Regions from separate parts of the Mus musculus genome. Here region 1 is linked to region 2. A link is a loop called in an ENCODE intact Hi-C map of the cell type or tissue named here. Cell type or tissue: left cerebral cortex. All regions are shown on one strand. Links, peaks and the distances in the headings refer to the core of each region. The heading gives the core; the rest is flanking DNA. Region 1 overlaps Gm46149 (a long non-coding RNA gene). Region 2 has its middle 24 kb from the start of Gm25607.

Evidence for each region. Peaks named below come from ENCODE experiments on the same cell type or tissue, not always from the same donor. Only the 100,000 strongest peaks of a DNase experiment are listed, where the experiment ranks them.
Region 1: it touches region 2 in a loop (2.2-fold over the local background); 2 of 42 quality-filtered maps call a loop at or near these places.

What each region holds. Positions count from the first base shown.
Region 1 is chr9:97,317,999-97,326,337 of GRCm38, reverse strand. It overlaps Gm46149 (a long non-coding RNA gene), which reads right to left. Exons shown (of 3, transcript XR_001779354.1): 3 at 7,123-7,843. Among named protein-coding and RNA genes, the nearest start is that of Gm46149, 12 kb to the right of the region's middle. In left cerebral cortex, for the core only: a CTCF peak has its summit at 3,266 (motif pointing right); a DNase peak (open chromatin) is centred at 3,274.
Region 2 is chr9:97,411,819-97,420,157 of GRCm38, reverse strand. No RefSeq gene overlaps it. Among named protein-coding and RNA genes, the nearest start is that of Gm25607, 24 kb to the left of the region's middle. In left cerebral cortex, for the core only: no CTCF peak of the experiment used is centred there; a DNase peak (open chromatin) is centred at 5,002.

The DNA of each region.
Region 1 (8,339 bases), core at 185-8,184, 94 kb after region 2:
TCTCAGGTCTATGATCGCATTGGCTGCTAAGTTAACTACAGTTTGACAGCCAGAGAACAGACAAGAAGCTCCTTACCCCCAGGTAATGCACCACTCACTGTATTTGATCATTAGTCAATTAATTAACAAGGTAAGACTACCAGATCTCTTATCATAAAGGCAAACAGGTTTACAGGCTTCGTGATAAGATATAAACGTTTCAGATGTAGTCTTTTGCTATTCACTTATCTAAAAAAAAAAAAAAGAAAGAAAGAAAGAAAGAAAGAAAGAAAGAAAGAAAGAAAGAAAGAAAGAAAGAAAGAAAACCCTGTTTTCAGCGACTGCTTCCCAGTGATCAACCACCAGTCTCTCGTGGTAAATAACTGTATAGAAAGACATAAAGTTTATGCAAGGTCTGAGAATACAAAAGCTTACATTGGTGAGGATCTAAGACAATGTTTGAGGGTCTAGGAAGGAGGTTTGAGGCCAGTAATTATAAGATATAAAGGTTGGAAGACATAAGAAACACTTGGATGGTGATTGAAAAATAATTTAAGATACAAAGTATCTTCAGATTTCTTCCCCTTGCTGTGCCACTGTTATATTAAGACTTCAAAAGTTTAGAGTTCTAACTTTAATCAATGGGATTCTGATAAATTAGCCTAACTCTATATGATCTGCTATATGATACACTTTCATAATCACAAGTTCAAGCTTTGAAGTTTCCTTTGGTTGTCTTTTAACCATAGGCTTAAGGTGTTTCTCATGCTAAACCTAATGGTCTGGAAGTTCAAGATTTTAAGTTTCCTTTAATTGTCTTTTAAATATAGACTTAAAGATGTTTCTTACTATGCTAAGTTTATATACATTCAGCCTTCTGGATACAGGCAAAAAGCCCCTCTGACCCCACGAAAGGTTTTTGTCTCATCTGAGCTCTTCTTAAAGACTAAACAGTCTTTAAGTTTATACTGTTAACAAACTTATCTCTTTCATAAACTTAAAAAGATTCTTGTAGGCTTCAGGAAATGCACTAGGATCTACCTCTCATGGATCAAATAAACTTCTATCCAGTAAGTACCCCTGTCAATCAATAGCCTAAGTTCCCCAACTGTTGCCTATTCAAGAGGGTAGGATTCCTCCCAAGTTCCTTGGTTTGGGGACACACACACCCCCCCTTTGCACAACCTCTAAAACCATGGGCCTAAGGGTTTCAGATGCACACCTAAGAAAAAGTTTTTCTTCCAAACCCACATGTTATGCTTTGTATATACTCAGCCCAGGGAGTAGCACTATTAGAAGGTGTGGCCCTGTTGGAGTACCTGTGTCAATGTGGGTGTGGGCTTTAAGACCCTCATCCTAGCTGCCTGGAAGCCAGTATTCTCCTAGCAGCCTTCAGATGAAGGTGTAGAACTCCCAGCTCCTCCTGCATTATGCCTGCTTGGATGCTGGCATGTTCCTCCTGCCTTGAAGATTATGGACTGAACGTTTGAACCTGTAAGCCAGCCCCAGTTAAATGTTTCCCTTATAAGAGTTGCATTGGTCATGGTGTCTGTTTGCAGCAGTAAAACGCTAAGACACCACATAACTTTATTTTCTGCCTCTAATATTTGTATATATTTCACCATCTTGCTAAATCCAGGTGTTTACTCAGAATCTACATCCAGGACAGCTCCAGAGAAGCAGCCCACATATGCTTTGGTCTACCCGCACAGATGCTTCTACTGGGCCTGCACTTACCTAGCCATAGATGGTCCCACAAACCCTGGACAGCAATAAACCAGCCAGCTCTCCTGGGACCTGACCAGGACTCTCATCAATTTTCTTAGGTTCCCAGAAGACAACCATCACCCCAAAATCAGCAGGAAGCAGTTAAAGAACATGACGACCCACTCCTGCCCCATCATCACCTCTTTCTAGTTCCTCATTTTTAATTAAACCAAACTGGAGGACTGTTAGCATTTCCTTTAGGCTCCACCCAACAGTTACCTAGCAATAGCTTGCATCTCCGCCCACCAGGTAAGAGCCAGGAGACAGACATATAAGAAGACCATACCTTCCCTCCCTCCCTCTCCTCTCCCTCTCTCCCTCTCCCCTACCTTGTTCCTGGCCAGCCTCTTCTCTTCCTCTCTCTCTCCTTTCTCTTTCTGTCTTTCCTATCTCCCTCCTTTCTCTGCCTATACCCCCTTCTCCAGGTACCCCTCCCTTCTGGCCAATAAACCTTCTTTATCTTAGATCTGTTGTATGGCTCAATTGTTCAGGGGGACACCTGGGCCAGCCTGCTAAGGTGCTCCTTCCCATCACATTACTCCGCCATGGTTTTATAAAACACCACACTCCCTAACTCAAACACAAAGAGGGTTTCTTGGTTTCCTTGTTTGGGTTTCTTTTTCCTTTTATCTTGTTCTCTCCAAGCACACACACAAATGTGTGTGTGTGTGTGTGTGTGTGTGTGTGTGTGTGTGTGTGTGTGTGTGCTTTAAAAACAAAAGCTTTGCCTGTTTTTCAGATCTGAGGGGACCTGTGTTGGTTTTCCTCCACACCACCAAGCAATCAAAATGCCCCACTTGATCAGCTTCAGTTAATGAGAACATGAAGAACACCTACTGTTGTGTTTTATAAAAAACAGTGTGGTATAATGCAGGCAGGAGGGAGTACTTTAGGGAGCCTAGCCAAGATATTCCCCTGAACAGCCACGCCATGCACCAGACCTAGTATGAAGAAGGTTTACTGGCAGGAAGGGAAGGGAACCTGGAAAGGGGGTAGAGGCAGAAGGGAGGGAGGCAGAGAAGGACAGAAAGAGAGGAGAGAGGGGAAGGAAGAGAGGAAAAGTCTGGCCAGGAATACATCAGGGAGAGGTGAAGAGAGGGGGGAGAGAGAGAGAGAGAGAGAGAGAGAGAGAGAGAGAGAGAGAGATGCGAAGCAGTCCTTATATGACTGGCTCTTGGCTTGTACCTGGCAGGAGGAGATGCAAGCTGTTGCTAGGTAGCTGTTGAACAGAGCCTAGAGGAAATGCTAACACAACAGTAACAGTAAGCTCTGTTGGATAACATCTTCCTAAGCCTCTCCTGCACCTCTGGACAGTCCTCCTCTGGACAGTCCTCCTCTGGACAGTCCTCCTCCTGTACCAAGCCTGTGCTTCTTCTATACTCTCTGCTCCCTGATGAAGTTTCCAGAAGCCTCTTCCTTGAAATAAAAAAGGAACTGCGAAACTGAAGAAATTGCAGCTCCTTTTTCTCCTTTCATTCCTTTGCAAGTGATTAAGCACCTGATTAACTGCAATTCAAATCTTTTCCACCAGAGGGTGGTACACAGTTACCACAGACCCAACAGCAATGCAGTTCTCCCTGATTATATGAGTGGATTGGTTTCTGGGTCCATCCATCTCCCTGGCCCATGCCACCCTCCCTGACACCAAGGCGTGCAGGTGTTCAGGTTCCTTACATAAATTGTGTGTGTTTGCACATAACCTGCTTACATCCTCCTGTTTATGTCAAACCGTCTCTAGATTACATACAGCACCTAACACTATATAAATGCTATGTAACATGGGTGTTGCTTTGGGAATCGTGACAATAAAAAATTATGCCGGTTTAGTACCAGTGTATTCTGATCTAATATTTTAGATCAGAAATATTTAAATCAGGAAACACGGTTGGTTGAGTCTTTGGATGCAGAGCCTGCGGGTGAAGAGGGCCAGCTGTATGTGTATAATGTCAGAGCCGAACACAAGCATCTGTTCTTTTAGCTCCTGTGGGGAGAGAGATTAAGAGCAAATCTTTTCCTGTATCTTTTTGCTTCCCTTCCATTTTCAAATGAGAATATATTTATTCAATAATCAGAAAAGATATGTGTTAGAATTTTTTTTAAGTTCTTATGATAGGAAAGCAAACAGCAGAGATAGCAAAAAATAAAAATGGATGCTTATCTACTGCCTACAACTAACCAGTGAACGTGGGTACTCTGTTCCGTGGTGTACCTGACATTTTCAGGAGCCCTTGATATAATCACAGCCTGGAGTCTGCCTACTCCGTTAAGTGGCTGCTGATTGAAAGGCTGTCCTCACGATGCCGCACTCTGTGTGTTAGGTGGGCTCAGGGGACAGGCTCCACCTGCTGAGGCCCGCACTTCAGACTCTCGTGCTCTCCTGCGGCCTTGAGACAGCCTTTCAATCTTTCACCGTCCATCAGTGTGTACGCAGCAAAATTTAGAGACAGGATGGGAAAGAAGTGGGCAACTGTGGTGTTTTTTTTTTCCTGGCTTTATCCTCTCAGTCTAAATCAGATTTATCACTGGGGCTTCCAATTTTTACATTAGAACTGCCAGTCTGCGAAGGTGACAAAGAGTAATGTCTCTTGTAACAGCAGTTGTAAAGAAACGGTATATGAAAGTATTACATTGGGCTTCCTTCCATGAAAAAAAATTACTACAATCTTCATAAATGTGTTGTTGTTGTTTCAGCAATCTTGTTTTTAGGTATATGTGCGTAAAGACATATGTAAGATGTTATTTTAAAAAATAAAACATACATACACACATACATGCACACACCTCTCTGAATACCGCCCAAGGCCTTGGTTAAACGGCGATATAGCCTAAGTTTAAATGCTCTAAGGTCATAAATAATAATGGGAGAAGGGCATACATTTTGGCATGGAAAGATATCCAGCATTGTATATAAAGGTTAGAGAGGCGGACAGTAGGGATTGGTTTGGGACTCTTCATTTGGTTGAATAAAGCTCAGAAAGAAGATGCTGCATAGACACTCACTCGTTTTCAAGCAAATCGCTGGACACAGCACACAGCACCTGTTGAAACCCAGCAGCCAGTTACACACAAGAAGATTCCCAGGAGCAGTCATTGAACACAAACTAGATCCGGCCTCCTCCGTCCCTTTGCAATGAGAGTGGGAGTGCCTTAAGACAGGAAGGAGAGAAGTGACTGAAGATAAGGGATGCTTGGAAACCTCTCCTTCCCCAAGATGGTGGGATTGTAGTCAGCTAGTTCTCTGATAGCCAGTGTTCACTCCCTAAGCCATTTCTGCAGGGCTGTTCTTTCCCTTGATGTCTTACGGTAGCCCAGTGGCAAACAGCACATGCCCACCACTGCATCCCTGGGCCTGGATGCAATCATAGGACTTACCCAGGCTGTGTGTGGTATGAGCAGAAGCTAGCATTAATATGAAGTATAAGGTGTGTTCCTTTATCATCATATCATCTTTCCATCATCTCTTAGGCACTACTTCCTTGGGGTAGCTGTCATTTCTTACCTTTGGTCTAGATCTGCGGTTCTCAACCTGTGGATAGCGATTCACAGGGGTCACCTAAGACTGCTAGCAAACAGAGATATTTACATTACAGTAAATTCATAGCAGTAGCCAAATTACAGTTGTACAGTAGCAATGAAAATAACGTTATGGTTGGGGTCGCCACAGCATGCAGAACTGTATTAAAGGGTCGCAGCATCAGAAAGGTTGAGAAGTAGTGGAGCAGATGGGGCTGCACTGCTCAAATCTGAGCCCAGCCGTAAAGAGCCAAGGCCAACAAGAACCACAGTTTCAGCCAAGCTGCTTTGGCAAGGCCGAGTGGTGCAGGTTAGACTGTAACCCGTGATGATAAGAGTACATGCGCACAGTTACATGGAGCTGAGTTTAGGGGGTGGTTTGTGATAGCATTGATTGTGCCAATAGTTGATTCCTCTACAAAGGGGAGAATCTTTCAGACACCAACAACTTCCTCTGGGAGTCTGGGACATAGTCTAGGGACTCATGATTGACTCTTGCTTGGGAAATTATGCATACCTGGCTGGCCCAAGGAGAGATAAGGTAAAATTGAGCACATTGTCCTAGCACTTTTAAAGAGGTGCAAGGATGTACAGCTCTGGCGTGTTAGGTGGATGCCACAGGACTTAAGAGAGCTCTAGTTTTCCCGATGGAATCTTGCTCCAAATAGTGTCAGTTACATGTGAGGGAGCCATCAGTAAAAGGTGGTGGGGGTTCATTCAGGAGCCACTAGGAAAGCAGGGTAGCAGCTGGGAAGAGAAAGAAGTCATCACATCCTCCTGTCTCACTAGAGGTCCCTAGATATCTGGGCCATCCTAACTGGAAAACATAGGGAGATGCAATATAATATTAAATTTCGTATTTCGATTTGATGAGTCGTTTTGACACTGAAAATGAGATCATTGTAACTGACAAGAGACTGAAAGTTATGGAATCCTTTTGTGGTAACATCAGGAGGGGAATAAAGAGATCTGACAGGTTGTGTTTGAAAGTAATGATGGGAGCTTAGCCCATTCAATAAAATGAGTATGTCATTATATCGCTTATATGTGTGCATATGTGCGTTGTAAGTGTGTAATGGTTATACAGGTGCTCCTCAACTCACAGTGCGTTTATAACCCCAATAAATCCAGTCTGAGTTAAAGAAACTGTAAGACACAGAATCCATCAAACAGTCTAGCTTAGCTGAGCTTCCTTTAAACAGGTTCAGGACACTTACATCAAACCAGCTTGCAGTTGGATTAAAACATTCCCTAACACAAAGCCTATTGTCTAACAAAGAACGAGATGTAGCATGTAATTTATTGGAAACATGAGATACAAAATGCAAACAGACTCCCTGGCGACACAGTACACAAGAGCCATTGTTTCCCCTGGTTGACTTCATGGCTGACAGAGAACTGCAACCCCCTCCCACTGCCCAGTATCACCAGAGAGTATTGGTAAAAGATATTCAAAATGTGCTACATGGTTTCTACTAAGTTCTCTTGGCTTGCACCCCGGCTTACAACCGAAAACTGGTGAGTTGAACCATCTCGTGTTGTGAGGTTGTTGTCATAGTATACAGTGAGTGTGCCCATAAGGCTTCAAAGTGGAGAAAGTGGATATGGGGGGTGGGTCGGGGACGCCTCCAGTAGAGATGAATCCTGTGCATCTCCCTCTCCTTAGTTCTCTTGGTTCTAACAATACAACTATCACACAGCCAATCTCCCTGCAAACGCTCAGCCTGCGGCAGAGATTACTTTATAGCTTTTATTTAATATTCCTTTGAGAATTATCATTTGCTTTTACAGAGCATTACCAAGAAACGAAGACAACAAAACACGTTTTTATTGTCCCAACACTTGTGGCTCTTCTTCTTGGGGATGAATACTGATCAAACCAGACCCTGCAGAGGACAGAACCTGTCGGAGGCATCAGAGGACTAGAGTCTTGGGAAGTAGGTGTCTCGGATGCTCCGGGTGACCTGAAGCAAGGACCTCTGCCTCCCGAGCTGTACTTTATTTCTCATTAAAGCCACCTCAGGGCACACCAAAAGCATCCCATGTGACAGACCACGGTTTGTTGTGGGAAAGCCCCAAGCTAGGCTGAACCTCTGCATGCTGGGTTTCCCTGTCCCTAAGGCCCCAAGAAACACATTCACTGTCAGGACACCCATTTCCTTGTCCTTACATAACGCATAAGCCAGGTCTTCTGTGCTGGAGTGGCTGTGCAAGGTTCTCACAGGCTCAAGGTGTTTATTCGGTGTGAACGTGAACCTGTGAGGTCCTGCATGGGCTCTGGGTTGACTCTGTGGGGTGAGGGAGTGTGAAAGGCCCCACACTGTTGTGTGCTGTTGATCCCATGCTAGAGTGGGTACGGAAGGTCCCACAAGGGCTTGTGTGTTGAAGGCCTGGTCCTCAGATGCTGGTGCTCCCACAGGAGGTGGTAGAGAGCTTAGCATGTAGAGGCTACCAACAGAAGCAGGCTATAGATGGCATACCTGTGTGGAGAATGGCACTACTCACTTCCTCTCTCCCTCTCTTTCTTTCCCAAACTCCATGAGACGAGCACTTCTTCCACATGTTCTCTATCATCATCTTCATCCTAGCCAGAGAACAATGGAGCTAAGTAATCATGAACTGGAACTCTAAACCACAATTAGCCTCTTCCCCTTTGAGTTGTTTCTTGTAGTTGTTTATAACAGCTGTGAGAAAACGAACACTCCCTCCACCACATAGGGTTTTGTCATTGCTATGATAGATAGATAGATAGATAGATAGATAGATAGATAGATAGATAGATAGATAGATAGAAGATAGATAGACAGACAGACAGATAGATAGATAGATATGATATGATATATAGATATATACACGGAGATAGAGATATACACACAGATATAGTGCTGTCTGCTGGTTTGTATTTTGTTTGTCCACAATACACAGTAGTTCATACAGCCATTCATTTCAGTCATGATTATGTATCTTTAGAACTAAACGGAAGTCATCTTGTTACTTCATCTTCACCTGCATAACATCAGCTGTTGCCTTCACCACAGAGGACTTGATTCTGTGATGCCATCTCATCCTAGAACCTAAAC
Region 2 (8,339 bases), core at 146-8,145:
ATTTGGCAGCGACTGAGAAGCTACACACGATAATAGCTCCTTCAAGTGGGCAAGGGACATGTGGAGGCTGAGAGACAATGTGTTGTTTCAGCAGATGACAGTACCTTGGTGGCTCTGAGCTTAAATTGCCAAAAGGAAAGATATATCGATAGCTGGGCCATACATGATATGGGGAGGGGGCGATAAGGCATGCTCCAAACCTGTGGTACTCGAAAACAGAGCTTGAGGTCTGAGGTAGTCGTTGATCAGACCCAAACCATACCAACAGCCTGGCATTAGCATAAAGGTGGAAGTGGGCAGAGGCTGAGATGAGGCTAAGCAGCCAGAAGCAACAGAGCTGTGTAAACTGGACCAGCACCCATGGGATGGTGGACATGACACTGGATGGAGGACATGATGTGGGATGGAGGACATGATGTAGGATGGAGGGCATGATGTGGGATGGTGGACATGACACCGGATAGAGGACATGATGTGGGATGGAGGACATGATGTGGGATGGAGGACATGATGTGGGATAGTGGACATGACGTGGGATAGTGGACATGATGTGGGATGGTGGACATGATGTGGGATAATGGACATGATGTGGGATGGTGGACATGATGTGGGATGGTGGACATGACATGGGATGGTGGACATGACGTGGGATGGAGGACATGATGTGGGATGGAGGACATGATATAGGATGGTGGTGGACATGATGTGGGATGGTGGACATGATGTGGGATGGTGGACATGATGTGGGATGGTGGACATGATGTAGGAAGGTGGACATAATCTGACAGCTGCAACTGTCAGAGCCCCAAACTTTTGACTTGAACAGTAGTTAACAAAAGCTGGGGAGACAAAAACCTGGCCATGCCAGCTGAGGTAGCCACATGCAAAGCCACCTTCTAACATCCTCAAGAAGAACATCCTCACACAGGGTCCCCAATGGAGAAGGTAGAGAAAGCACCCAAGGAGCTGAAGGGGTCTGCAACCCTATAAGTGGAACAACAATATGAACTAACCAGTACCCCCAGAGCTCGTGTCTCTAGCTGCATATGTAGCAGAAGATGGCCTAGTCAGCCATCATTGGGAAGAGAGGCCTCTAGGTCTTGCAAACTTCATATGCCCCAGTACAGGGGAACTCCAGGGCCAAGAAGTGGGAGTGGGTGGGTAGGGGAGCAGGGCAGGGGGAGGGTATAGGGAACTTTCAGGATAGCATTTAAAATGTAAATAAAGAAAATATAGCCGGGTGTAGTGGTGCACGCCTTTAATCCCAGCACTCGGGAGGCAGAGGCAGGCGGATTTCTGAGTTCCAGGCCAGCCTGATCTACAAAGTGAGTTCCAGGACAGCCAGGGCTATACAGAGAAACCCTGTCTCGAAATGCATAGAAAGTTTTCTCTTTGGAAAAGGAGCAGAAAAGAAAAGATTATGAAATACAGTATTTGAGATACTGAGTTAAATCCTTGGAAAAACTGCTGGTGAATAAATAGCATAATTGTTTTTTCCCGTTAGAGGGTAGAAAATGGACTAAATACAATAGCTTTGAAAGAAGGCTTTGAAAATACACATGGAGGGACTTATGGTCCAGGTACATATGTAGCAGAGGATGCCCTTATCTGGCATCAAAGGGAGATGGAGCCCTTGGTCCTGTGGAAACTTGATACCCCAGGGTAAGGGGATGCTAGAGTAGTGAGGTGGGAGTTGGGGAGGTGAGTGAGGGAGCACCCTCATAGAGGCAAAGGGGAGGAGGATGGGATGGGGAATTTGCAGAAGGGAAACTGGGAAGGGGGACAACATTTGAAATGTAAATAAATAAAATAACCAATAAAAAAGGAAAGGGAAAGAAGGAAGGAAAGAAGGAAAGAAGGAAGGAAGGAAGGAAGGGAGGAAGGAAGGAAGGAAGGAAGGAAGGAAGGAAGGAAGGAAGGAAGGAAAGCTTTGAACCTCACCATTTCTACCCCAAACTTGACTTGGCCAACTGAGGAAAGCTAATGATGAATGTAGAGTTGCAACAGCTAAATGTATTATGTACTCACTGTCATGACGTTTTGTAAAATATGCCACCCATGGAAGAGGAATAGGAAAGGTTTCCCTGCTTGCCTCCACTGCCTGCACCCCATTGCATGCCTGTGGATGTTTCCACATTTCCACCTGCCAATCAGAAAGGCTCTATGGGAGCAAGATGTGGCCATTCCATACCACCCCTTTCAAGTATTAAGCCACATTTCAGTCACTAACACAACAATGAACCAGGCTAAATATGGGCATGCTTTTCAGCTGCTATAGATGGCTGGTACAAAGCTTAAGAGACAAATTTTGGCTCTGGAGGTTGATTTTGAAATGCATATGGCATGTCTGTCTGAACTTCCAAATCTGCCAAGGCAGTCGTCCACCAAGAATTAATGACCTGAGTGTGCAGGGATCCCACTCAGAGGTGAATGTGTGACTGGCCTAGAGTGTTATCAGCATCTTGTTCTGGGTTCCACCTGTCTTCCCATAGCTGTGCAGGCTGGGAAAGATGGGTGTCCTCTTAGCACTCAGGAGACACTCTTCAAGTCATGTAAGTCCCTTCATCTTCTTGAGTTGTTTGAGTTAGCTCATTATCCGACTTGCATCCATAATTTATAAGAGAAACAGAATTTCAATCAAGGTCACAGTGTAAGCGCATCATTTGAAGTTCCATTTGACTCCCATCTGAGCACAGGACAATGATACTTTCTCTACACATGAACTGTATAAGAAAATGGCCATTATAGCAGGGTCAAGTTCAAGATGACTGTGTCTGTGGAACAGAAGTGATAGAGAGATGCGGATTAGTGAGCAGGCTGAAACCCCTGTCCTGATAAGCTCTCTGTTAGCACAGGACATCTGTGAACTTTACTCTGACTTCATAGGTAGGGAGTAGTTAAAAACTTGCTGAGGGACTTGTGTCTCAAAGCTCTGGGAAAGAGTGTCTTTTTACATTTTATTTATTGCTATTGGGAGTGGGGAATGCACACCATAGCACATGAGTAGAGGTCAGAGGAAAATCGGTGGAGTTGGTCCTCTCTGTTGACCTTCACGTGGGAAACAAGCTCAGGCCTTCATGTTTGCAAGGCAAGCACTTCCATCCACTGCAGCATCTCACCTGCCCAAAAGAGTTTCTTCTGTGAGATGAATTATTTGGGGGGGAGGGGTATCCATTTTCTGCTTATGTCTTTCTTCTTCTCTAGGATGTTTCCAGGCAAGGACAAGTTTTGCAGCTATACAGGGAAAGGACAGATGCTGACTTGTATCTGACATTCATTGACTCCTCCATGAGTTCTGGGACATCAGCCTCTTGGTTCTAAATAAAGAGACACCAGACCAGTGAGATAGCTCAACATTACCCAATGTGCACTTGTTACCAAGCCTAAAAAACTAAGTTCGCCTTTAATCCCAGCACTTGGGAGGCATAGGCAGGCGGATTTCTAAGTTCGAGGCCAGCCTGGTCTACAAAGTGAGTTCCAGGACAGCCAGGGCTACACAGAGAAACCCTGTCTTGAAAAACCAAAAAAACAAAAACAAAAACAAAAACAAACAAAAACAAAAAACAAAAACAAAACAAAAAACAAAAACAAAAACAAAACAAAAAACAAAAAAACAAAAAACAAAAAACCTAAGTTCAGTCCCCAGGACCCACACTGTAGAAGGAGAGCACTGGCACTCACAGATTGGACCCTGACCACCATGAGCATACTATTACACACACATACACACACACCACATGCAAAATGCACATATAAATGAAAAATATAATGAATTTTGAAATAAAGACATGCCATTATGGGTCCTTTGCTACTTGCTAGATTTCCTTTTACATAAAGTCAAATGTGTTTTAACTGCAGCATGTGTGACCATGCTTTCAAATTCATGCGATGGGCAAGTGTGGCAGCTCCTCCCTCATCACATGAGGAACATGTTACAATGAAAGACAGAAAGCAGCACAAGGCAACGAATAACCAGCCATGCATGCATCCCAGATCAAACTAAAATCACACACACGTTGAGAGAAATTTGAAAGAGACTTGGCTAGGATCCTCCGAGAGAATATCAACCAAAGAGACAGAAGTTAGGAGGGAAAAAAATCAAATGAAGTCAAAATAACAGTAGACCATGAAAACCAAAATAGAAATATTAAAAATGAAATACAAAGGTAGTTAAATAAATAAGCTCAATGGGTAAAGTCTACTCCACTGGACTCAGAATGGAATTCACTCAGAAGAAAAAAACCCAGAAAATGACTATAAAATTACAGTGATAAAAATAAGAGGAAGAGAGGGAAGAAATGTGGAAAGGAATGAGGAGCGATGTCTGAAGAGATGAACATACAATGCTTTCCAGGATTTAAGACTTGAACTTTTGTATTAAAGCTTGCTCTGAGCACAGGACTCGATAAACACAAATCTAAATTCAACATGCCAAAGAGAGAAGATAAAAAGGGAAACCTTAGAAATCTTCAGACAACAACAATAAGCTCCACTAACTGAATAACATGGGACAAGGAGAGAGCCACGGTGTAGCTGAGCACCTCTCCCATCCCTGAGCTAGTCCCAGGGTGAGGCTGAGCATCTTTGCTATCCAGGAGCTGGTCTCAGAATGCAGCTGAGCACCTCTCCCATCCCTGAGCCAGCCTCTTCCCTCCTCTGACTTCTGCACACTGTTCTAGCTAGCATCTTCTCAAATACTGATTCCATCTGCAGTGTTCCATGGCTGTCCTTATCCTACTCTACATTTTCTTCATTATTCAGAATTCATTCTTTTCATCTCAAAGTTTACATTCACAGCCTCTGTTGCTCATTTCCATCTCAGCCATCCACTCTCCAAAAAACGCCAACTTCCATTTGTACTTTTATTATTTTCCCTGAAAGGGTTAGTGTTACCTTTCAAATCTGCATTCCATAGACAAGTAGGGTTGGAGATGTTGATTAGCAATCATTAGCATATAGAAACAATGCCAGAATTCCTAAAATTCCACACTGCAGAATCTCACTTAACTAAAGTCAGATGGTTTATAAGAGATTCCAAGTGGCAAAAACAAAAATAGAAATGCACTCAGTGTTATTTGTGGTTCGCATAAGGTAGAACTGCACTACTGGTATTTGGAGGCATCGCTTCTCCACATGGAGTCGAGGGGCGCAGGATCCTGGCACAGACTGTCTCTTTCTAGAACATTAAAGCAGATTGGTGGGTAGAGAAACCCAGTTCTCTGGGGCAGTGCTGTGGGATTTACAAGCTGAGGTTGGCTCTACTGTGTCCTTTCTCCTATCTGGCAGGCAGCTGCTGACCAACATTGACAGTTATCTAAATGTGTATCTTTTACAGGTATTTAATCGAACATACTGTACTTCATATTCAGTGTGGTCTGGGTAGATCCCTGAAAGCATTCCTTTTATCTCCATTATTTTTTTCTTTGTCTATTTTGAGCATTTTAAAAGATGTCTCTGCCAATTCTTCTAAGGATATATCTATTTGATTTGACTTAAAAAATATCTTGGAAATATTTAAGAAAATAAGACAGAAAAGTGATACCTCAAATCACAGAAGACCAGAAGTGTCTTATTTAGTAATTTTTTATACAAATATTTAAGCATATGTGTCATTAGATGAGACGTGTACAAAAGACATTTGATTAAACATTCTATAAATGTGACAGCAGCTCTAAAATTTGCCTGGCTTTTCTATGAATATCAATTCTAAGAAGTAGATTTGGATCAACCACGTTATCAGAAAGACTAAATTACCTCCTAATTCTCTCTGTAAACAGTGGCATTACAGAATTGTTGACATGGGAAGGGAATCAGAAGTGTGAAGTATGAAGTTTAGTGAGAAAAGCTTGTCCAGGAAGCTCTCCTGTCTCTTAGATGAGGTTGCTGAAGGCAAGAATAGCTGTTCCATATTCCAGCACTTAAGAAACTGGCCAGAGCTGGAAGCTACATCTCCAGTGCCCCAAGTGATCTCACACAGCCACCTAAGGCTACACTCAGGGACACAGCTTGGACTCCGAGCACTGGTGGAAGAATACAGATCTAGTAATCCTCTGAGAAACATAGCCCTGTGCCTTCTTAGGCATCCACTTTTCCCAATGTAAATCCTCAGTGAGATTTTGTTTTATAGGAAGTGAGCAAAGTCTTTGTGTCCTTTTCTCAAGCATCACCAACAATTCTGCAGACGACTGAGCCTTCACTCACTGGGTCTCAAATTTCAGCTCTGATTTCTTCAGCATTTTTTTGAACCCTGAGGGCAGGACTGATTATGAAAGTTGTTCCAAGCCTCATTAAGGATGCAGACTCTGAAAACAAGATATCATCCCCCCCCCTTTCATTTCCTCCCCCTGTAGATTTTACTGGATTGAATTTCAGATACATCTATAGTATGAAACCCCCTAATGTCAGATAGCAGGTCACAAACCCAGATAATCATTGATACAGATCCCAAAACAAGCTCACTCCATCCTGCATATGACCCCACACCCCAGTGTTGGTGGCCACAGGACTGCAAACTTTATGCCTCAACTCTAGGCAACATAACACAGAAAAACACTGTCTCTCTGGAGGAAGAAAAAAAGATGTAGGTGATAAGTTATTGCATAAGAAAGCCAAGATTGACTCAAAACACTAAGGATTAAAAACATGCCAGTAAATTCAAGCAAAGAACCTGGGACTATCTCAACCCCATATGAAGGTTCTCTCCCAGCTTAAATGAGAACCCACTCTTAGCTGATGTCTTAGTTTGGGTTTACTGCTTTGAACAGGCACCATGACCAAGGCAACTCTTATAAGGACAACATTTAATCATAGCTGGCTTACAGGTTCAGAGGTTCAGTCCATTATCATAAAAGCAGTGGGAACATGGCAACGTCTAGGCAGGCATGGTACAGGAGGAAATGAGAGTTCCACATCTTCATCAGAAGACTGCTCCCACGTGGTTAGGAGGAGGATCTCATTGCCCACCCCCACACTGGCACACAACAAGGCCACACCTACTCCAAAAAGGCCACACCTCCTAATAGTAACACTCTCGGGATCAAGCATATTCAAACAGCTGAGGAGCTGTTACTGACAGTTCATTGTCTGTTAGAAAAAGAGAGTTTTGTTAGGAATGTGGGTTTTGGTCAGTGAAACATACTCTGGTGAATTTTCCCATACCCATGTATACATCAGATGCACTAGTTGGACTCAATGGGTCATAAGAAGAAGAACAAGAAGTTGGTAGGTGGATGTGGAGAGGGAAATCCAAGAAGAATTGAAGTAGGGATATATATGACCAAAATGCCTTGTATGCATGTATGATCTCTTGAGAATAAATGTTAAGTATCATGAAAAATGAAAAGTAGAATTACCATACACTCCAGCTATACTGCTCCTAAGAAAATAACCCCAAAGTTTAAATTAGCACAATATAAGGCTATTTGTACATCATGATAACAGCAACCAATTTATAGATTCAGCCTAGGTATCTGCCAAAAGATAGAGAAAATGTGTATACATGCAATGGAGTTTTATTCAGCCACAAAGAACAACAAAATTATTCATTTTCAGTAAAATGTATAAAAACCACAGATCATTATACTAAATGAAATAAGTAAAACCCCAAAAGATAAATATTACATGTTTTATTTCATATGTGCACCTTAAATTAGATGTGTATGATTTTATATAAAAAGTACAAGGAGGATTGTCTCAGAAACCAGGCTAGCAGGAGTGGGGAAGAGTCGACATGCTAGGATACACAGGAGTTAATACATTCAAGCACATGTCCTATTAGGGTGGCTTCATGAAGCATGCTGTGATATACAATGAACTCATGCCAATAAAAATTCTTCAAAATTAAAATGAAAGCAGCAGCCTCCCAAAAATCGGGGGAAACTACAAAATACAGAACCTCAAGTAACAAAGAGTTTTTCCAAAAGATAAAATTTACAAACCTTTACAGAGACTTAAATTTAAAAATCAAATAAATAAGAACAATGAAACCAGATGACTTTTTAGTGAGATGATGGAGTAGAAGATGATGGAGTAGAAGCTGCCTCTGTGTGGACCAATGAAGGAGAAGAAACCAAAGACTCTGTTCCAAAGGAAGAATTGGAAGATACACCTTTAAAATAGGAGGTGGATCGAAGGAGGGGATGAGAGGGGATGGGGAGCGGATGATCAGGTGTTGGGAGGACAGGAAAAAGAAGAGAAATCGGCATGCCAAAGACCTGGCACAGGGTTGAGGGTAGGAGCAGAATCATCAGGGGAGGGTGTTAGGGTTTCCATTGCTGTGAAGCAGCACCATGACCAAAGCAACTCATATGAAGGCAAACATTTAATCAGGGCTAGCTTAC